2 separate regions of the Homo sapiens genome follow, and region 2 is linked to region 1. A link is a loop called in an ENCODE intact Hi-C map of the cell type or tissue named here. Cell type or tissue: heart right ventricle. All regions are shown on one strand. Each heading gives the region's core, and the rest is flanking DNA. Links, peaks and the distances in the headings are about the cores only.

Region 1 (5,359 bases), core at 1,783-4,282:
AAGATGCTGTTCCTCTTCCTGGAAAGTCTTCTCTAGTTGCTCCACTCTTGCCTGCTGCTGAGCCTGCTCTGCACACAGCTGGGACTGTAAGTCCTGAAGTTCCTGCTCCATTTGCACAACTTTCTTTGAGTTCCCCTTTTGGGTCTGCTTTTTCACATTCATAACGGCTTCATGTTTTTCCTGCATCTGTATTTTGAGCCTCAGAATCCTGGACATGGTCACCTTAAACATCTGTAAGCTTCTCTGAGATGCTGAAGAGTTTGAGGCTTTCTGCTCATGATGAACCTCTGTGACTTTGGGGAAGCCAGGGTAAATGGGAGCCCCTGTGGTCTTACTTGGCTCAAGGGCAGTCAACTTAGGATCCAAATTGTCAGAGGGTGTACTGGCCACTTCACCTTTCCCCTGTGATTTCACTGGCTGACCAGATTCACAAGACACTTTATTTATTTTGGATTTCAAATTTGAGGGGCCTTCAGCTCCAGGACCTGCTAATTCATCCAAACTGAATTTCCTTTTAGTTCTCAATTCCTTATTTTTTTCTATCATTTGGTCATTCTTTGGGGAAAGACAAGGATATATTGTCTCCCAGTCTTCTTCAGTAACTTCATATTCATACTCCGCATTCTCCTTATTTTCCAGAGGCACTCCAAGTTGGATGTAGTCTCCCTGATGAATGGAATAGACCCTTAAAGGTTCCAGACGCGCTCTGTTCAGCCAAACACCATTTAGACTCTGGGGAAAGTGAAAGAAAGAAGAAATAAGCTTCATGATTTTCGTCTTCTTAAAGGAATCTCTCTCCTGCTGCTGTAAAATCTTCTGCCTTTTCAGAAGGAAAACTCTTGATAACAAATAGAAAAGAAAGATTCATAAACGACCATCCTTAGAAACAGCATTCGTCAAGCAGTGCTTTGGCTTTTTACCTATATTTCACATTCATGCCTCCACAGAGAACTGCCATATAACAGGCAGGAATCACCTTATTATTGGTGGATAATTTACTCAAACACATGGAATAGCATTAAAGGAAACTGAAATTGGATAGCTCCTATTAACCTAAACTGGAGCAATGTCCCAAAACTAGAAAAAATGCTATTAGTGAAGAAAGCAGTAGCTAAGGGTGAGGTCCATGAAGTAGTTTCAAATGCTATCTCTGGATGTGGTTCCTTAACGCACTGGTAAGCAAGCAAGCACACATAAACCAAAAAAAAGAGAGTACTATATCTGGTACTGGGGTCAAATGGCAGGTAGGATCTGACCCAATTAATATCAACAGGGGTATATGGGCAATACAGGATAGCGGTTAAGAGCTGGAGCTCTGGACTCAGATGTGGGTTCATAGTCTGCATAGCATTTGGCAATTTACTTAACCTCTCCATGCCTCAGTTTTGTCTGCAGAACAGGGATGGTACAGTACCTACCTCACACTGTTCCAGTGAGGAATGAATAAGATAATGCATGTAAATCACTTAGCACAATGACTCACATAGAATAAATGCTTAATAAATATTTACTGTCTGGGAGTGGCAGCTTACATCTGTAATCTCAGCACTTTGAGAGGCCGAGGTGTGCGGATCACTTGAGGCCAGGAGTTCAAGACCACCCTGGCCAACACAGTGAGACCACCTCTCTACTAAAAATACAAAAATTAGCCAGGTGTGGTGGTGGGTGCCTGTAATCCCAGCTACTTGGGAGGCCAAGGCATGAGAATTACTAGAACCCAGGCGGCAGAGGATGCCGTGAGCCAAGATTGCATCACTGCACTCCAGCCTGGGTGACAGAGCGAGACTCTGTCTCCAAAATAAATAAAATAAAATAAAAATTTACTTTTATGGTTTTAATGAAGTCATAGTATTGAGGTTAAGAGCACAGATCCTGGAGTCAGACTGCCTGGGTTTGTAATGTGGCTCTATCATTTAGCAGCTGGGTGATGTTGGCCAGGTTTCTTGACCTCTTTATGGCCCAGTTACTGCACTGATAAAATGGAGGAAAATAAGTCTCTCCCTCATGGTGTCTGTGTGGATTTAATGAGATAACATATGGCAAGTATTTAGACAGTGCCTGGGCATCGTATTACGTAAGTGTTCACTACTATTACTATGCCTTGGTTCAACTGATTCATCAACAATCATTTCAACTCTATGCTCAATGTCACGCAAGGTAAATATATTGAGTGAAAAGGACATGAAAGCTTTCAGCAGCTGATGGTGGAAAAGACAACACAAGGGCACAAATGAGCAAATGTGGGATTACATGGCATAGCCTGTAAATGCAAAGGAATATCATGTGCAGCTGGGATAGCTATGGGATGCTAAATGGAGATGATAGGTCCTAAAATAGACTTGAAACAAAGGCAAGATTCAGAGTTGAAATATACTGGTGAGCATTTTAACCCGTATCAAGGACTTAAGTTCAGGGGATAGGCCAGAGATGAAGCTCACTTCTGAATTGGGACCAAGATTTATGTTTACACTGGCAACTACAGCTACCTACTTTCAGCTAGAAAAAAATCTCCAGTCAACCCAAATATGAGGGACAGGGGGCTTGACCACAAGGCACAGAGGGTAAAGGGAAAGTAGAGATCAGATCTTAGCTCTGGTTTGGCATTAGGCCCTTGTTTCCAGTTTTATCTTCCATTACTTGGTTTACACGGAAAGAAAGACTGGCATAGATACATACAGAAATATTAGTCTTAACCCACTGTGCATTGGGCCTAACCTGGTTCATCTAGGAAACCTCCTCACACTCTTTCTATTCAGCCTGAGAAACTATGGGGAGTGATAAGGTTTGCTGAATTTTGAAACAACATATGAGAAATAACAACAGAGAGGGATGGAGCTAGAACAATCTATCTGAGAACAATTTTAGAGCAGGACAGTCGATTTTAGATTATACACAGGAAAAAGGTCTCAGAAAAAGTAGTAAGACACAGAAGGCCACCTAATGCCAAGGTACAGAAATTTAAAGGAAGTCTCCAAAGCTAAGATAAGGTAAAATAAATAAATAAGATTACAGAAACAGCCCACAGCTAAAGAGAGTAGGAAGTTTGCCCTCAGAACTTCTGAGTTCTGACAGTCCACAGCTAAAGAGAGTAAGTTTGCCCTCAGAAGCTGGGGCAAACTTTCACGATATGTTGCAGCCTTCCATTAGATCCTCTACATTAACCCATTGCCTTCAGAGCCCTTTTAGAAGCTGGAAGGTAAACTCAAAATTCTCCCATCACATTTTGTCCTTGGATCCTTGTACATTTACCCATTCATTACTTCTTGGTGACATCTAGTGGTATAATTTAAACCAAGCCCTGAGTCAGGTCTGTTCATATAAGGAGACTAGAAAAGGACAAAAATCCCATGGCGGTACAGAACAATCAAGTACTGCCAGATATGATCTCAAATACAATGGCTTAAATAATCATGCTCTGTTCAAGGCTTTCTTAATGTTGGTTTTCATAACTACCCATTTGAACAATGCTAGCAGCAGAAAATGATACCCAGAAAAGTCTGCCTGATGTGTCCTAGCCACCAATGGGAAAAAAGTGGGATAATTCACATCCACTTAGACAGGAATTACTTCACTAGATGCTCAATCTCTGTCCAGCTGCTTTTAAACAGTTATTGAGGAAAGTGGACACTCAAACCAAAAGACAATGTTTTCTTGGAGTGCTTTAGATAATTTACGTAGCTCAGTGGTTCTCAACCCTGGCTATACAGTAAAACTACCTGGGAAGGTTTAAAACAAAGAGCAGTGCCTAGGTTTCACCCTCGGAGTGAGTTAAGTGGTCTGAGATAGGAACTAAGTATCAGTATTTTAAAAGTTACATTTATCTATAAACACATATAGTTGTGTAACTATATCAAGAAACAGTGCCCCTTGGTAGTCAACCTTTCCCGCATTCCCAGGCAACTACTTATCTGTTCTCTTCTCTTTCCCAGAATGTAATACAAATGGAATCTTATTATCTACACTTTTGAGTCTTGCTTCTTTCACTTAGTGTAACGCCTCTGAGATTCGTCCACACTGTTGCATTATCGGCAGTTTGTTATATTTTATTGCTGAGTAATATTGAAGGTAGTAGGGGTGGAGCACAGTTTATCCATTCCCTAGTTGTTTTTTTTCCCAGTTTTTGGTGAATATTAATAAAGCCACTACAGGCCAGGTGTGGTGGCTCACGCCTGTAATCCTAACACTTTGGGAAGCCGAGGCAGGTGGATCAGCTGAGGTTAGGAGTTCAAGACCAGCCTGGCCAACATGGTGAAACCCACCTCTACTAAAAAGACAAAAATTAGCCAGGCGTGGTGCCGCATGCCTGTAATCCCAGCTACTCGGGAGGCTGAGGCAGGAAAATCACTTGAACCCGGGAGGCAGAGGTTTGGGGAGCCGGGTTCACGCCATTGCACTCCAGCCTGGGCAAAAAGAGCGAAACTCCATCTCAAAATATAAAAACAAAAAAAATAAAGCCACTAGAAACATTCACATACAAGTTTCTGCGAGAACATAAGCTTTCATTAATCTTGGGTAAATACCTAGAAATAGGATCACTGGACAAGTATATATTTGACTCTTAGAAACCACCAGTTTTTCAAAGTGGAGGTACCATTTTATATTCACACTTGAATGTTGAGGAGTTCCAGTTATTCTGCATGCTTGCCAGCACTTGGTATCATCAAGTCTTATTTCAGCAATTGTATTAAGTATGTATCCGTCAATATATTTTTTAAAGTCTTTACTAAAGCGGAACATGCAAACATAAACGTGCACAAATCATAAATGTACCAACTCGATGAACAGTCACAAAATGAACATCTTAGTGTAACTACCATAAGGTCAAAAACAAAACAAACCCCACATTATCAGCATCCCAGAAACCCCTGTGTGTCTCCTTCTAGTCAGTAGCCACCTTGGCAATAAAGTGACTACTATCCAGATTTAACAGCACATGTAAATTTTGCCTGGTTTTAAACATTGTATAAATGGCATCATATAATATGTATTCTTTTGTGTCTGTCTTCTTTCACTCAATTTTTTTTTTTTTTTTTTTTTGAGACAGAGTCTCGCTCTGTCCCCCAGGCTGGAGTGCAATGGCCTGATCTCGGCTCACTGCAAGCTCCGCCTCCCAGGTTCATGCCATTCTCCTGCCTCAGCTTCCAGAGCAGCTGGGACCACAGGCACCCGCCACCACGCCTGGCTAATTTTTTATATTTTTAGTAGAGACGGGGTTTCACCATGTTAGCCAGGATGGTCTCGATCTCCTGACCTCGTGATCCGCCCGCCTCGGCCTCCCAAAGTGCTGGGATTACAGGCGTGAGCCACAGCGCCCAGCCTTCTTTCACTCAATATTATGTGAGGTTTATCCATGTTATTA
Region 2 (5,359 bases), core at 1,616-4,115, 320 kb before region 1:
CTGTGAGCAAGGAGGCTTTCTACTTCAATGGTGCTAACTGGAGGGTCCAGGCCAAGAGCCCAGGAGACTGGCCCCTTTTCTGGCTTCTAACCAAGGGACCTCCCTTGGTTCTCTAGGTTTGGCTTCCCAAACCTAGAGAGATTGAAGGAGTCTCCTTCAGAAACACAGTTTTCTTTGATTTTTAATAGGTAAATTATGGTACCTTTTTGAAATGTGGCCCTTTTGTTTATTCTCTTTCCTGTTTGGTTAAGAATAAAGTGAGGCCAGGTGCTGTGGCTCACACTTGTAATCCCAGCACATTGGGAGGCTGAGATGGGAGGATCACTTGAGCCCAGGAGTTCCAGACCAGCCTGGGCAACATAGTGAGACTCTGTCTCTATTACAAAAAAACCAAAGAAAGTGAAAATTTCAGAGCTGGAGAACAAAGTAGCAATTCAATGTAAAACCAGCAAAATTGATTTCATTTGAGACAGGGTCTCACTGTCTTGCAGGCTGGAGAACAGTGGTGTGATCATAGCTCACTGCAGCCTCGATCTCCTGGGCTCAGGCAATCCTCCCACCTCAGCCTCGTGAGTAGCTGGGACTACAGGCATACACCACCATGCCCGGCTAACTTTTTTTTTTTTTTTTTTAATTTTTAGTAGAGATGGAGGTCTCACTATGTTGCCCAGGCTGGTCTCAAACTCTGGGCTCAAGTGATCCTTCCACCTTGGCCTCTCAAAGTGCTGGGATTACAGTTGTGAGCCACCATGCCTGATCAAAACCAGCAAATATTTAATGAGTACCCACTACGTGTCTGGAAGGGTGGTGGGTCTTGGCTGCAGAGGTGAAATGACATCTGTCCCCAAGGAGCTCACAGCTGAGCTGGTGAACACACAGCCTTTTCTAATGCCCTCATTTTCCAGATGGAGGAGCTGAGGTTCACATTGAGTGACTTGCCCAGGGCCCTACAGTTAGGCGGTGGTGGAGTCAGGGTTCGAACTCAAGACTGCCCAATGCAAAGTCCAGTGCCTGTCTACTTCCCCAAATGTGAGGTTTCTGAAGGCATTCCCTGGCAGATTTTTGTTCCCCAGCCTGTGCTGTGGCAGATGGGTTGGCCCAAGGGAGCAGCATAAGGACCCCCCAGGCCTGTTTGCTAGAAAGAAAGACCTGACCAGAAAGGCTTAAACAAATGATGACTTTCTCAAGTCTCAAGGTAGGTTCTCAAGGCTCCTTTCATCTTCGTGCTCTGCTCTTCTCATGGTGGTGGTTCTCAAACTTGGCTGCATGTTAGAATAACCTGGAAGGTTTAAAAAGTCCTGATGCTGGCTAGGCTCAGTGACTCACACCTGTAATCCCAACACTTTGGGAGGCCAAGGCGGGTGGATCTCCTGAGGTCAGGAGTTTGAGACCAGCCTGGGCAACATGGTGAAACCCCGTCTCTACTAAAAATAAAAAAATTAGCCAGGTGTGGTGGCGGACACCTGTAATCCCAGCTACTCGGGAGGCTGAGGCAGGAGAATCGCTTGAATCAGGGAGGCCGAGGTTGTAGTGAGCCGAGATCACGCCACTGCACTCCAGCCTGAGCAACGAGAGTGAAACTCCATCTCAAAAAAAAAAAGCCCAGGTTGCACAACATACCCATTAAATCAGAATGTCTAGGGGGTGGAAACCAGTCATCTGCATTAAAAAAAAAAGTCCCTACGTGATTCCAGTGTGCAGCAAAGGTTGGGAACCCTGCCTTTTGACATTTTGCCTCAAGGTCACCAAAAGGCTGATGGGGCTCAGCCATCATGAGACATTCCAGGAAGGAAGACAGCAGGAACCTTTAAAAGGCAGGCCTGTCGGCTGAGTCTGCTGTCTTTAAGGAGCTTTCCCAGAAACACCCTGCAGTGACTTCTGCTTACATCTTACTGGCCATTCTTAGCTTCAAGGCAGGCTGAGAAATAGGGTTTTTTAGATGGGCACATTCCCATCTGAGAAAATATCTGTATTCTGTTAGAAAGAAAGGGAGAGTGGGTATTGGGTGGGTGATGAGCAGTCTTTGCCACAAATACCCGTTTTAGGGGCAGTTGGTGTTTCTTGAATGAAAGGGGATTTAGATGAATGTGAATGACTGCTCTCCTCCTCACTCACCCCACTCTGCCAGCCTATCCTCACCTCGCCCCACTCTGCCAGCCTAGCTCAGGTGGGGTGGGGGTGGGGGTCCTGGCTGCTCTGAAGATGCCCAGAAGAGACCTGAGGAAAGACAGCGACCTAGAGGAGGGGGATGACTTGCTTGGGTCACCCAGACATTCAAGTGACAGTCCCACCAGCTTCCCGTCTGCCAGCGCCCCCCGACACTGTCGGTTCACATGTCCCTGGGATTGTTGATGTCTACCGGTTGGTACCTCTCTCTGCTAGCAGGTGTCTCCTTTCAGCCCCGAAGGCAGAAGAGCTCTGTGGTTCCAGAAAAAGCAGCCTCCTGATTTCTGGGAACAGAGACGGATGGGCTGTGTGAGAGGCTCTGGTCCGGAGGTGATCTAACTCATCTTTCTGCCTCTCAGCAGGCCCACACCCACATGAGACCAAGCAGCCCCACTGCTGTTTGCTCAGTGCCTCTGGTCCTTCATTTTGGGAAGTTCTTCCTATTGACCTTGTTTCAACTTTCTGTAACAACTTATCAGAAAGAAAGATTCAGGAACGGAGACCTCTGAGTTGAACTTGAGTAACTCCTCGGCCCTGAGACGCTCCTGAAGTGATTTTTTTTTTTTTAATTTTTTGAGACAATGTCTCACTCTTTCTCCTAGGCTGGAGTGCAGTGGCACCATCTCAGCTTACTGCATTCTCCGTCTCCTGGGTTCAAGTGCCTCAGCTTTTGAGTAGCTGGGATTACAGGCATGTGCCACCACACCCGGTTAATTTTTTGTATTTTTGTAGAGACGAGATTTTGCCATGTTGCCCAGGCTGGCCTCAAATTCCTGGGCTCAAGCAATCTGCCCGCCTCGGCCTCCCAAAGTGCTCAGATTACAAGTATGAGCCACTGTCCCCAGCTGCCAAGTGATTCTTTAGAAACTCTTGATGAAGGCATTTCCCCCATCTCTGAGAGGGATACTGGGCAGATAGAGATGGGGAAATGAATTGAATTTCAGTGGCCTCATCTACTTGGGTTTGATTCCGGTGTTCCAGTAAAATGCAGGGGACCTTGAGGAGGCCAGGTTACCTTCTGGCAAGATACATAAAGCCCATAAGGCAAGCTGAAGTTCTGTGCCACGGCAAGACCTGAATTCACTTTTCTTTCTGGAATAAGACTACAGGGTAGACACAGAGAAGGCCATGAGGAGGGGCACGAGGGTATGGCAAGGAGTGAGCTCAGCTGCCAGCCAGTGGCCTTCAATGACCCAAAAACAAATCTTCCAGATTCATTGCAGGAAGAAACTGAGACCGCAGAAGGCAAGTGGCTTATCAAGGTCACACAGCAATTAGGTGCCGAGGCTGAAGTTAAAAGCCATGTCAAAGGACTTTCTACAGCTTTCTTTCTCATTCTCCTGTGTCACCTCCCAGGCTTAGGGGAATCCAGGACATGTCTGCATGGCGTTTATAAGCTCATTGTGTGCCCACATCTCTATAATCCTTCCCCTACCCCTGTGAACCTCATTTCTTATTCTCAGACCTCATTGCATCCAGACTACAGAATCTGGGGCTCATTCTGGGTCTAGAACTCTGGTTAGATGTTAGAGGCCCTTATTGGAAATGTCAGGGCTTCCCCCGCCCTTGTGGGTAGGAAGGTGAGCCTGCTTGGTAGTGTGAACTGGAGGTTGCTGCCAGTCTCCACCGGGTCCAACATCTTGTCACACTGCCTACAAGTTCCACTTTAGAGTTATTAACAAGCTAGCTGGCAGAAGCACTGCCACTGTTTCCAGAAGGTTACTCTGGGAATACCTGGCAGCCCTAAGCCTTCTCCCGATGGCACAGGTTGGTTGATCAGATGAGCTGGATCTTGAGCCATGAGATTCAGGCAAGGAAGTTTCCAGGGGAGTGGTGGGTGGAGGAAGAGGATGATGGTGGGGTATTTGATATGTGTGTAGAGGGGTCATTAGGCAATATGTGGACTCTGTGTTGTGGCCATGTGAGAAATTTCGTAGTGGACACCATGGACAGTCAAAACACACTTGGACTCATAGTCTTAGTTTGGGTTGCCCCAGAAGTAGACTCTGAGATAAGGAGCTGAATGCTGTAATTATTTGGGAGGTAAGTCCAGGAAACTCTGGTAGAGGAATGGGGAAGCGAGACAGGGAAGCAAAGGAAGCCAGTGAAAGATGCCTTATCAAGTCAGTTACATCGGTGTCCCTTGGGGGAACTCTGGCATGCTTTGTGAAACACACTTCAGAGTTATCCCACCATGGGGTGAGGGAACTAGGGCATGTATACACCCACCCCGCCTCTGTCACTGGGTGAGGTTGCTCCTGGGGGTGTTAATTCCCGGTACTCCTAAACCACTGCACACACAGGCAGCGCAAGCTCTAGTGGCCAGAGATGGCCCTCAGGCAGAGAGGTGCCCGCAGGCATTGGCAATTGGGAGCTGGCTGGTGGTGCACTGAAGTGTTTAGGAGAGGGGGTGCAGGTGGGGCAGCAACAGTCTGTATTACATCTTGCCTAAGCCATGGTCTTGCTTTTTCAGAGCCAGCTTGCTGTGTGGAGCTCTTTGTTTTTAGATCTCATGTTCAGGGCTGCATGTACAAGCCTCCATTCCAGGCTGTAAACTCTTGCCTGCAGCCACCAGACCTGCTCACTGCTCATTTACTTCCTTGGATTTTGTGGCCAGAATCCAAGTGTGTCGATTTCTCCAAGACTCTCCTGATAGAATTCAGGCTCTCCCTGAAGGATGCCTTATACCTGCGGAGGACAGGGTTGAGCATCACTAAGGACACACCCAGAATCTACAGGGTCCTTTGGGCATTGCCAGGAGAGGCACCATGTTCTCCATCCCACTGAATTTAAAACCAACATAGAGGTGGGGACAGTCTAGACTAGAAGACTGCTCCTTCTCCCTGTAGGCAGGATTCTGGGTGAAACAATTGTTAGGGGTTAGAGGGTAATAAGGTCGACTGCATTCTGTCTACTTCCCTGCCCAGGAGCCAAGCCATGGGCTATGACCAGAGTGGCCTGCACCCCTGAATATACCTGAGCCTCATGAGTCCGGCTCAGAGCAGCACTTCTACCCTGTTGTATATTTCTCTCTCTCTCTTCACTAATAACTGGGACCTGAGATTAATTAACTAATTCAGTATTTATTGAACCCCCCGCAGTGTGCCAGACTCTGTTCTAGGTGCTGAGGATACAGCAGAGAACAAGACAGAGATGATCTAGAATCACAGACTTATAAAGTGACAGAGCCAGC

What was found. A loop is a pair of places that touch in the nucleus more often than their neighbours do. Peaks named below come from ENCODE experiments on the same cell type or tissue, not always from the same donor. Only the 100,000 strongest peaks of a DNase experiment are listed, where the experiment ranks them.
Region 2: it touches region 1 in a loop (2.5-fold over the local background); 22 of 110 quality-filtered maps call a loop at or near these places.

What each region holds. Positions count from the first base shown.
Region 1 is chr6:37,363,857-37,369,215 of GRCh38, reverse strand. It overlaps RNF8 (ring finger protein 8), which reads right to left. Exons shown (of 8, transcript NM_003958.4): 3 at 1-732. Among named protein-coding and RNA genes, the nearest start is that of RNF8, 13 kb to the right of the region's middle. RefSeq lists an enhancer at 1-1,106. In heart right ventricle, for the core only: a CTCF peak has its summit at 3,282 (motif pointing left); no DNase peak of the experiment used is centred there; H3K27ac peaks cover 304 bases.
Region 2 is chr6:37,682,674-37,688,032 of GRCh38, reverse strand. All of the region lies in intron 1 of MDGA1 (MAM domain containing glycosylphosphatidylinositol anchor 1), which reads left to right. Among named protein-coding and RNA genes, the nearest start is that of MDGA1, 13 kb to the left of the region's middle. In heart right ventricle, for the core only: no CTCF peak of the experiment used is centred there; no DNase peak of the experiment used is centred there.